2 separate regions of the Homo sapiens genome follow, and region 1 is linked to region 2. Evidence: chromatin contacts called from ENCODE Hi-C data. All regions are on one chromosome and are shown on one strand. The core of a region is the stretch at or near the end of the contact, and the rest is flanking DNA. Distances in the headings are between cores, read along the strand shown.

Region 1 (5,422 bases), core at 1,471-3,970, 360 kb after region 2:
GACCACAGGTGATGGGGTTAAGCAGAAACCAAAACACAAAATCCAGAACCACCCCCACTGTTGAGTCCAAAACAAGCGGTGAGAGGCATGGATATTTCTAGGCACAGAGGAGAAGCTGACATGCACAGGGTTCCAGGCAGGCAGGGGCAGGGAGTGGGTGTCTGCATCTCTGTGCAGTAGGGGAAGGAAAAGCCAAAAAAAAAAACAACAAAAAAAAAACCAAAAAAAAAAAAAAAAAAAAAAAACCAGGACAACAGATATGAACTGAGGACTGGGGAAGGCGACACAGGACAGCCAGCTGGACAGAGGCGCTTCCTACTTACTTCCACATTGCTCTCTAGCGATCCCGCACTGCTGCGACGCCCTCGCTTCCCTGCCCAGAACATGCAATACCAGAAGTTAGACGCGGACATGAGGCTGGGGGTGCTGCCTGCCTGGTGCCACGCTGCTGCCACGGAGCCTGCACCCCTGCTGGGAGCAGGCACAGGTGCCGGGCCCACCTGCCCGCAGGAGCCAGGTGTGAGGGGTCGGAGGAGGGGCTCAGTGGGGAAGCCAGCAGCAGTGCAAGAATGAATTTTAAAAATAAAGTTTTCGAAAAGCAAAAAAAAAATTCTTTTTTAAACCAGCCCCAATTTTGTACTCCTCCTGGACCAGGAGTCTGTTGAGAGGGACCCTGGGGCTGAGGCATGTGTACAGGTGGGCCTGACGCCCCCAACTTGTGTGTTCACCCCTGACTCGGGTGAATGGGGAGGGGTGAGGGCAGCTTCCACATAGCTGCAAACAGCATGGCAGGTACTGCATGCCTACCTTCAGTGATTGCCATATATATGTGTATATCCGCACACACACATATATGCCCCCACCTCCTTGGCAGGACGAGCACTGAGGGTGAAGAGGAAACAACTTCACATCCCCGCTTCCTCCCAGCTGCCCGCAGGAGCTCAGTTTTGGTTTGTGCAGTGCCCTGGCCAGGGGCAGGAGACAGGGTTGGGGACTGCCGGAAACCGCCTTCCAGCTTGGGATTCCTCTGCTTGGTACCACCCCCCAAAGGGGCCACAAAGCCTTCCCTAAGCCAGGAGGTCTCTGCCAGCATCTTCGTCACGCCCCAGCGCAGAGCACACAGTAGGCACTCGGCATGCGGGGTCCGTCAGAGCAAGGCCAGGTCTTCCTCTTGGCTCTGGGTGCGTAGGGCCCAGGCCCGGCCTGGCCCCGCCCAGCCTCCACAGTCCCTCCTGAGGACTTCTCCGTGGATTTTTTGAGGAACACCAAGCCTGGAGCATGACGGGCCCAGCTCTCTGGGAGTGGGGATGGGAAGAGGGAGAGAGAAACAGTCCTCCCCACTTGACACTCTAGAAGCTTCCATCTGGGCAGCATCACCATGTATTGAGCGCTGCGCTGGACATGTCAACCCTATAGGCGCCACTGTGTCCATATCAGAGAGAGGAACACTGAGGCCCAATTCTCACAGGCAGCAGGGTTCACACCCAGACCTGCTCACCCGACCGCCTCTAAGGCTGGATAACTTGGCCATGCTGCCTTCAGAGCTGGACCCTAGGCCGGGTTGGGCCCAGGAGCCTGGAAGAAGGAAGCAACTGCTGGGCCTCCCCACTGTGCCCCGTCCCCAGCCTCTGGGAAAGCTACTGCACCTCCCAGCTAGCCCAAGGCCACCAGCCAGTGACAGGTGGAGGAAGTGCTGTGGGCTTCGAGCCTCCCCGTGCCATCTGAATGTGCTGGGCTGTGCCTTGGCATGGCTTCGGCCTGGGCATCACAGCACAGACTCAGGGGAGTCCAGTTCCTCTGCCTTGTCTGCTGACCCCAAACCAGAGGTCCAGGTGGGAGTTGGGGTCAGCAAAGGGCTTTGGGTGGCTCTGGCTTGTGTGACGTGGCCCTCAGAGACCACTACTGGGAAAGGGCCACACGGCACATCAGGGCAAGAGGGCTCAACACCAGTTGCTGAAGACTAGGACAGCCAAGTAGAACCTTGGCCCTAATTCTCAGCCGGAAGTAAGAGGAGGCTCACATTTCCTTATTTTTCAGCCAGTGTGGGAAGAAGGGCTGACCTTTCTTCCCTTCCTGCCCAACACAGTGGTCCAGGGACATGGAGCAAAGTAGAGTCCAGCCTCCCAGGACATGGCCTCCCTCCTCCACCCCCCTCTTGGGTGGCCACGGCCATCAGACACTCAGGACATTGTGGCGCCATGTGGAAATGTGGAGGGACAGAGCGCCAATGTCTCTAGGTTTTCAAATCAGCTCTCTAGCCTACCCCTAACGCCTGGGACTCCTCTGGCTGACTAAAAACCAGGGCCAGAGGGGAGATGGCCTCCCCGTCTGTAACCGGCAACTCCTTCTGGCTGGCCTATAGCTTCTGACAGGACCTGGGCCAGCCCTGAAGGCTGGGGTTGGGGGTCCACATAGTGTCCCCACCTGGAGTTGAACATGGCCCTCCTTACCCTGCCCAACTTGGGTGAACACTTAGGAGTTCCTTACTTGGCTGTTTTGGAGTGACGCTGAGTGTCTTACAATCTACTTTCTCAATGTCTCAGGTCAGCAAGAGATGCAGGGTGACCCCAGGGCTCCCTCTGTGCTGAGTCCTAGAGCCCTGTGCTCACAGGTACACCCACAACCATAACTGCCCACAGCCAGCCGTGCAGATATCCCATGCGTACGCAGCCTCCCACACCTGCCCTGGTTCACCGGCTGATGAAGTCAGGCAGGCCAGAATAGTGGCTCACACCACACACGTGCTGATCAGGCCAAGCCAGCCCTGGGCAGAGCCTGGAGGGACTTGGAACCATTTTTCTTGAAGGGCTCCCAGGATGATTCTTCACAACCTTTTCAGCTTCCTCAGAGTCAGGGCAGGGCGTAACGTGGCAGTGCTCTCCTGCCCACCCAGGATCCTCGTCCTGTGACCCTCAACAATGCTGTGGTTGGGCTGGTGGCCTTGCTCAGTGTCAGTGACCATAACAGAAATGATAGCTATGCACACTCGGCCGGCGCTGCCTGAGCCAGGCATGCCTGAAAGGCTTTCCATGCATCGACTCCTTCGCTGCAGCTGGGGAAACGGGCCCACAGGGTCTGACCGCTAGAGAGGGCAGGCGGAGGTGGGGGATGAGCTCAGGCTGTCTGATTCTGGCATCTGCGTGCTGCACCATGTTCTCTGCTGGGCCTGACATGGTGGGGAGGGATGTGGCCAGGGCAAGAGGAAGCACCACCCTCTCTGGGCCCTGGCCTGCTTCACACGTGGCAGGGGCGCTTCTCTGTCCACCCACCACTGGTGCCTGTCACTGCTCCCCTGTAACGGGACATGGAGACTGCTGCAGGCAGGTCCTCTCCGTAAGGACTCAGAGCTGGGCAGCTTGGCCAGGGAGGGGCAGGAGGGCCGCTGGGGGCCACTGGTCAGTGTCCATCACCACTTGGCTGAACCCTGTTTCCACAGTCCTTGCTGGGTCCTTGGTCTTGGGTCAGCAGGACTCTTGTGCCGCTGGAATGAGCACCGGGTGGGGAGTCTTAGCCCAAGGGAGACCAGGGCTGAGACGCCAGGCAATGCACTGCAGTGGGGCCGGCGCCAGCCCCCTTCCCTCTAACTCTTGGCACAACAGAGGCTTCTGCAGTCTCCTGAGGATGGGTTCCTTCAGGCACCATCTACGGCCACTTCATCAGTCCCCTGGCTTCATGTCTGTGGTATGTCCTCCTTTGGATGGATGTCGAGTGCAGACCTGGGACAGCTGCTCTCAGGGTCTCCTGCCCCAGGAGCAGTGACGTGTCAAACATGGAGGGGACACTGTCCGCAGGCTCACCTCTTCCACAAGCTCATCGTGGTGTTTCAGGCTCAGTGCTGTGAGGGCCGTGGTGAGTGAGGTGGGGCCATGCTGCCGCTGGGGAGCTTGCAGCCCCCATCTGGTCCAGAGCACATCTGACCTTTCCTGCTGCCAGCCCTGCCCCTCCCCAGGAAGGCTGCCAGCACCTGCCTGTCCCGATGGGAGATCACAGGTGGCCTCTCCCCAGCCTGGGGCCTCGGCAGCTGCCTGGACTCAAACCCCACCTCGCTTCACCCCCAAACCTTTCGGGGTACAGGGGGGTCCCTGAGATCTGTTCCTCCTTTTGTTTCAATGGCAGGCCCAGGGTGGGGTCTCAGTCCCTATTGTCCGTCTGAGCTCAGAATTCCCAAATGACAACAGCAATCGTCACACTACATGAAAGCAGCTGGCCGTGGGCCCACCCCTCACACGAACCTGGGGCCGGCACGTGGCTGTCCAACCCCCAAGCTCTGGCAGAGGGTGGACAGCTGAGGTCCTGACTGCTGGGCCCTGGGGCGGATGGCGCTCAAGGGCCTCGGTTCTGGCAGAACTGCTGCTGCCTGAGAGGGGCTAAGGGAAGGGAGAGGGCAGGGCCTGTCACACTGCACAAACTCAAACGGAGGCTCTAGCCCACAGCCTGCAGAGGCCCAAAGCAGTCCAGTGACATTTAGCTGTGTTTCACAAGGCCACTGGGGAAACCAGTGGTTCTCAACCAGGGATGATTCTGTCCCCCAGGGGATACCTGGCAATTTCTGGAGACATCAGTGACTGTCATGACAGGGAAGATATTACTGGCAACCAGTAGTAGAGGCCAGGAATGCGAGTAAACATCTTGCCAAGCCCGGGACGGTCCCCCAGCAAGGAGTCACTTGGCCCAAAATGTCAATCAAGCCGAGGTTGAGAAGCCCTGGGTTCAACCCTCATGCTGGCAACTGGCAATGAATTTCTGATTTTTTTACCATGGCAAATAATAATAATAATGACAAAACGAAAACAAAGGAAAAAATCCAACTTAAAGGGCAGACTCCAAAGGGCCTGAGAGGGACTAAGCTGAGGGGAGGCAAGGCTGCTGACGGGCAGGTGCGGGAGGGAGTCCTAAGGTGGGGCAGGTGGGGCAGGCAACCCCAGGAATGGGGGGGTCTTCCCAAAACAGGCACACCAGGCTCCTGGGGCAGACCTGCGTGGGACAAGCTGGGCCACTGCAGCCCCAGGCAGTCCCCGGGGCCCCTCCTGGGAGAAGCTCGCTGACTGGTGGACAGACTGTTCGGCGGAGGGCGGCTACGATACCCTCCCGTACACTCCTTGAGCAGCAACACAGCCTGCAGCGGCACGAGCCGGCACCCACCGGTCGGCCAGTGCCTCTTTTCTCTCCTGCCCCACAAGGGAGAGCCTGGGCCACAGCTGCTGGCAAAAGCCCCTGAGCCTTGCTGCTCCCGGTGCCCCACTCCCAGGAATGTAGGCAGTTTCAGGGGTGCTGCTTGCTTGGGGGTTAAACAGCTGGCAGCAAATTAAACACACACAGAAACAAAGAAACAACCACAACATCACAGTTCCCACCAGGGCTTTCCCGGACCCCGGAGCCAGCCCTGGCTGCTGCTCAATGGCCTCTGGGCTGGACGAGGCCC
Region 2 (6,062 bases), core at 3,479-5,978:
CTGAGGCAGGAGAATTGTTTGAACCGGCGGGAGGCAGAGGTTGCAGTAAGCCAAGATCGCACCACTGTACTCCAGCCTGGGTGACAGAGTGAGTAAGACTCCATCTCAAAAAAAAAAAAAAAAAAAAATGCAATTCTGGGGGATGCTTGGTCTCTTGGGCCGTTTCTGCTTGCTGCAGATTGGCATAGACTCACCCAGATGTTCAGAGTGGTTACTCAGTTGCAAGTTAACTACCAATTTGGGGAACTTATTGAACTTCTAGAGTTTAGAGATGGAATTCCATATGAGTTTTATGATATTCCATAGTATCTAAACTTATTTCGGGGGAAACCTCCAAATAATTTAAATCCACAAACATGCTATACGTCTTACAAAATGTTGAGAGTGAGAAATTAACTGGAAATTGCTAAAATTACAAAAAAGAAGCTTTTACATTTTGAACATTGGTTTTTGTGTTTTTTTGTTTTTGGTGAGACGAAGTCTTACTCTCTTGCCCAGGCTGGAGTGCAATCGTGTGATTTCAGCTCACTGCAACCTCCGCCTCTTGGTTCAAGTGATTCTCCTGCCCAAGCCTCCCAAGTAGGGACTACAGACGTCCACCACCACGCCTGGCTATTTTTGTATTTTTAATAGAGACGGGGTTTTACCATGTTGTCCAGGCTGGTCTCGAACTTCTGACCTCAGGTGATCTACCTGCCTCAGTCTCCCAAAGTGCTGGGATTACAGGCGAGAGCCATTGTGCCCAGCCTGAATATTGTTTTTTTTAATTTTTAAGGAAATATAATATCGTGACTTGCTATTTATGTGTAAAAATACCTTGTCACATAACTAAAATAACTGAATACAGGTTCTAGACCTTTCAGCTCTTACAACGCTGTGATTTTGTTGTATGTGTATGCTGACCCACCTCTGCAGAAAACCTAGGGTAGTTCAACCTCTGTTTAAATTCTGTTAGAGATGCTAATATGTCTGTATCGGCTCAACATGAAGCTAAGTGCTGCTGAGTCCTCTGTGAGCTGAGGCTACACGGGGATCCCACTTGCATAGCATGTGAGTGTCAGCGAGGGGGCAGCATTTGCAGTCGTGTACCTGTGAGGCAGCCAGGCCCCCGAGGTGGAGAAGTCTTCCAGGTACTTGTCCCATTGCTCCATCATTCCATACATGTTGGGCTGCAGTAATGGGATGCTTATGCTCTCTTCCCACCCTTCTCCGTCTCGCTGGACACCATGTGCACTGTAATTATACACAACCCCTGCAAATCAAAACCAAAGTCATGTGGAGCCCCAAGGAAACACACACCTCTGTGAAAAAGAGACATCAGAAAATGACAGTAGCCATGTGGTAACTTTACGTAACATAAATCCAGGGTGGAGGTTCTAGAATCTTCCATCCACCTAATGAGATTTAGATTTGCCTACAGTCATGGAGGGATTTTTGTAGCCTTCCCTGTTATCAGCAATCATTTCCTTGAGAGAAACCCAGTTCTAGCTCTACCTGCTGTTGAGGGCTGTGAAGTTGCCCCCAGGAAACAGAGACAATGATAGGCACCAGGATCATCATCTCCAATATTTTTATTGAAGTTCTCTATTTACCAATGGGTCAATCTTGTTTCCTTAAATCAGGAATAAATTTCCACCTGCTAAAGATGAGTGGTAAGTATGACTGTTCTTGTGGGTAACTAAGTCCAGAACTGTTCTGGGTTTCTGATCACAGTATCAGTTTCTCTTGCCTCAGCGGGTAAGGAAAGGCTGTTATTAGACTTCACCTGTGAGGCCTGGGTAGGTGCCTCACCTGCCTCACCATATCCAGGCTACACATCCTGCAGGTGGCTCCACCCAGGACCTTTTCCTGCAGACAAGAAAGCTTCTGGCTGAAGGGTTGCACACTGCCCTCAGAGCTATAGGTGGCCAAAGGAAGTTTTGTTTAATCTTCACTTTCCTTAAAAAAAAAAAAAAAAAAAAAAACACTGCAGGCCCCACCACATCCTGCTTTACTCCTGACGTCCCTAGAATGTGGGGACCCAGTGGTAGTCGGCTGAGCATAGGATTGGAAGTCAGAGGGCCTGGTTCCAAATTCTGCTTCAGACACAAGATGGGAGGTCTTGGGCAAGTCAATCTCACTGGACATCTATTTCTTCCTCTTTTAAAAACCAATAAAAAATGTACAGGTTTGTGAGGCTCCTCACTGAGAAAACGTTAAAGAGCTTTCAAATATTTTGTATTGTTAGTGATAATTTGCCATAAAGTCAAATATTTCTCATTTGTGGGCAATGCCTACCTCATGGTGCAGTACAAGAACCCAGTGAACAATGGAATCACTTATTAGATGTTGCCATAATCAAATCTCCACAAATACTGCTTTCCTTTTGCTGGGTAGTAGGGGTTTTTTAAGCTACAAAACTGCACTTACCATTTGTGTTAGTTATTCCAACATGAAGATCAGACCTTCCATCATACTCTCTGAAAGAAACAAGGTTTGTTTTTTTTTGGTTTGCATGTATTTGGCATGAAGAATTGGCATTTAAAGTAGGAGGATGCCGAGCACAGTGGCTTAGACCTGTAATCCCAGCACTTTGGGAGGCCAAGGCGGGCAGATCACTTGAGGCCAGGAGTTTGAGACCAGCCTGGCCAACATGGCAAGACCCCATCTCTACTAAAAATACAAAAATTAGCCAGGTGTGTTAGTGTGCATCTGTGATCCCAGCTACTCGGGAGGTTGAGGCACAAGAATAGCTTGAACCCGGGAGGTGGAGATTGCAGTGAGCCATGATCGCACCACTGCACTCCACCCTGGGGGATAGAACGAGAGTCTGTCCAAGAAAATAAATAGAGCCAGCTGGATGCAGTGGCTCACGCCTGTAATCTCAGCACTTTGGGAGGCTGAGGTGGGAGGATCTTTTGAGGCCAGGAGTTCGAGACCAGCCTGGAAAACATTGCGAAACCTCGTCTCTACTAAAAAATAAAATACAAAAATTAGCTGGGCATGGTGGAGGGCACCTGTAATCCCAGCTACTCGGATGACTGAGACACGAGAATCGCTTGAACCTGGGAGGCGGAGGTGGCAGTGAGCCGAGATTGCACCACTGCACTCCACCCTGGGCAACAGAGTAAGACCCTGGTCTCAAAAAAAAAAAAAAAAATAACAGTTTTAATCTTTGTTTTACAGATAAGGAACCAGAGATACCTGGAGCTGGTTAAAAGAACCAGGATAGGAATCAGGGGCTTTATGACGCCAGAGCCTGTAATGTCCTTTCTGCGTTGGCTGCCTCCCTGAGCAAGGCCCAGGGATGCTGTCTATTTAGCACCTAACAGTATGACCAAAACCTTTTACATACTTTGGTTCATTTAATCCTCATAGGGACCAGAAGGAAATTAAGGAAGTTAGTAGGCAGGAAGGTGAGTAGTCAACTCCCATTTTCTTATTCAAAACCAGCACTCTTGAGGGGACAGGAAGTTAGGAGGGTAAACTCTAGGGAGCATTAGACTAATGATACGCAGGAGCTGAACATATTTCCTAAAGCATACACCAACATTCTATGACCCATGCTCACCTAAAGCCTGGCTTATGCTGGGCCGATCCTAATCCTATTGGTAAACTCCACGGGGACAATAAAATATAAACCTGGCGGGGCACAGTGGCTGATGCCTGTAATCCCACCACTCTGGGAGGCTGAGGCAGGTGGATCACCTGAGGTCAGGAATTTGAGCCCAGCCTGGCCAACATGGTGAAACCCCGTCTCTACTAAAAATACAAAAATTAGCCGGGTGTGGTGGTGGGCGCCTGTAATCCCAGCTACTCGGGAGCCTGAGGCAGGCTCCCGAAAATCGCTTGAACCCGGGAGGTGGAGGTTGCAGTAAGCTGAGACACCATTGCACTCCAGCCTGGGCAACAAGAGCGAAACTCTGTCTCGGGGAAAAAAAAAAGGTATAATCCTTTCTTTTGCTTTCTAATTCATCCTTTTTGTTTATGCTAGCGCTCTCAGCAAGAGAGAACTGAATTTGTTCTTAAAGCCAGGTGGTGTCTACAGTGGAAATAGATCAGTTCTAGTCTTCAGTTTAATTTGCCTCCATACAAAATAGTCTGCAAGTGCCCGTTCATCGGGCCCTGTAGGTTGTACCTGTTTGTCACTGAAACTACAAATTAACTGACAGTAAAGGTATTATTTAGATAAGATTAGCTGCTGGGTCATTTTCCTGGTTAGCCTCTGAGCACATATTTTTCTCTCTGAAAATCATATGAGCAGGTTTACTCTTCATATATTCCACATATATTCTTGCACTTGTCACTGCAGGAACATATGCACACCATCTGTTTTTATGAAGCCAGTAGGACTGCATCTCAGGATTTAAAGCCAAAGCACCGAAAAAATTGTCCACCAAACCTCACACATTATGTATTAAGAAAAGGAAACTTTAGTGACTAAAACAGAAGGAAAAGTTTGCACAATGCAATTTAACACTGTAAAAAACACTGTACCTAAGAAATGTCCCCTGAGTTGGTCTGAGGAGGAATGAACATTTTTCTTGATGTCCATTAGTAAATGGATTAGCGATGCTAACAGGTGCGTCCTCCAGCTTCCTCGAGCCCAGGTCCTGCTGGCAGAGAGGGCAGCACTGGGGCACACTGAAGCTGTAGATGTATTTCTCACAGTGGTTGAATTTAATTAAAGCCTTCCCAGCCTCTGCGCAGTGCATAGCTTTCGCCTCCTGGAATGCTAGGGGAGGTTTCCGGAGACTTCCTTTTCCTCATTATACACCTGGCGAATGCACACCGCCCCAAGGAACCTGATCAATGGTGATGTCATCCTGACTGATGGCTTCAGAAGCCAAACCAGATAGGATTAACCAGTAGCCAGGCCTCCCCATAGACTGTATCTTAAAGAGCTAGTTTCTATTTGTTTATTTCCATTGTTTATGGTAACTGATAACTGCCAGCTCCTATTCATCCTTTAAAGCCTCACTTTTCTGTGGAAGTTTTGTCAGCTTCCCCCAGTCTTCCCTTGCAGTGGCAGCGCTGGATTCATATTTCCGTCAGAACTCTTATTTATTTATTTAGAGACAGGGTCTCACTCTGTCACCCAAGCTAGAGTGCAGTGGCACGATCTTGGCTCACTGCAACCTCCACCCTCAGGTTCAAGTGATTCTCCCCACTCAGCCTCCCGGAGTAGCTGGGACTACAGACACACGCCACTATACCCAACTAATTGTTGTGTTTTTTGGTAGAGATGGGGGTTTCACCATGTTGGCCAGGCTGGACTTGAAGAGGCCTTCCTCAGCCTCCCAAAGAGCTGGAATTACACGCATGAGCCACTGCACCAAGCCTAGAACTGTTATTTAATCATTTAGTTTTGTTTCTCCCGTTAGTCTGTGAGCTTCTTGAAATTGGAGACCTTTACTTTTGTGTTCCCAGAATTGGTTAGATCATTTGTTGTTGCATAAATAAATCCTTATTTAAGGCTATTTTATTTTGACATTTTATATTATAAAAGTAATTTTGCTTATAAAAAAATTAACATCCAGAATGTTCTGGGGATTTTTTTAAAAAGTTAACAGCCCTGTTAGAAATAAGGATAGCGGTTACAGGAGGGAGATACTGACTGGGAGAGGACAGAGGTGGTTTCTCGGGTCCAGGGCTGTTGTGACTCATCTGGGTGTTAATAATATGGGAGTATTCCATTTGTGAAAAATCATCAAGCTGTGCATTTTATTATATGCAGTATATAATTTTTCAATTTTAAAATAATTTTTTAATTTTCTTATTTTTGTGGGTACATAATGGGTGTATATATTTAAAGGGTACATGGGATTTTTTTTTTTTTTTTTTTTTTTGAGACAGAGTCTCACTCTTGTCGCCAGGCTGGAGTGCAGTGGTGTGATCTCGGCTCACTGCAACCTCCGCCTCCTGGGTTCAAGTAATTCTGCCTCAGCCTCCTGAGTAGCTGGGATTACAGGTGCCCGCCACCACACCCAGCTAATTTTTGTACTTTTAGTAGAGATGGGGTTTCACCATGTCGGCCAGGCTGGTCTCAAACTCCTGACCTCAGGTGATCCTGCTGCCTCAGC

The links. Hi-C counts contacts between places; a loop is a spot of excess contacts on that map. Pooled maps may share reads with other maps.
Region 1: a loop to region 2 is called in a map of heart left ventricle, with 4 times the contacts of the local background. The contact joins the enhancer-like site here to the promoter of MKRN2OS in region 2. A Hi-C loop is called at or near these places in 2 of 168 maps with a recorded cell type or tissue (PC-3 and heart left ventricle), 2 of 37 single-sample maps with no recorded cell type and 6 of 50 pooled maps.

Annotation. Positions count from the first base shown.
Region 1 is chr3:12,902,450-12,907,871 of GRCh38, forward strand. It overlaps IQSEC1 (IQ motif and Sec7 domain ArfGEF 1), which reads right to left. Exons shown (of 14, transcript NM_001134382.3): 13 at 324-373. All of the region lies in intron 4 of LOC105376956 (a long non-coding RNA gene), which reads left to right. Among named protein-coding and RNA genes, the nearest start is that of LINC02022, 20 kb to the left of the region's middle. Within about 2 kb of position 2,721, at least 3 of the 41 ENCODE cell types and tissues checked have a DNase peak (open chromatin) inside an H3K27ac peak, as active enhancers do.
Region 2 is chr3:12,540,771-12,546,832 of GRCh38, forward strand. It overlaps MKRN2OS (MKRN2 opposite strand), which reads right to left and starts at 4,729. Exons shown (of 4, transcript NM_001195279.2): 1 at 4,477-4,729; 2 at 2,410-2,459; 3 at 1,090-1,252. The coding sequence starts at 4,694.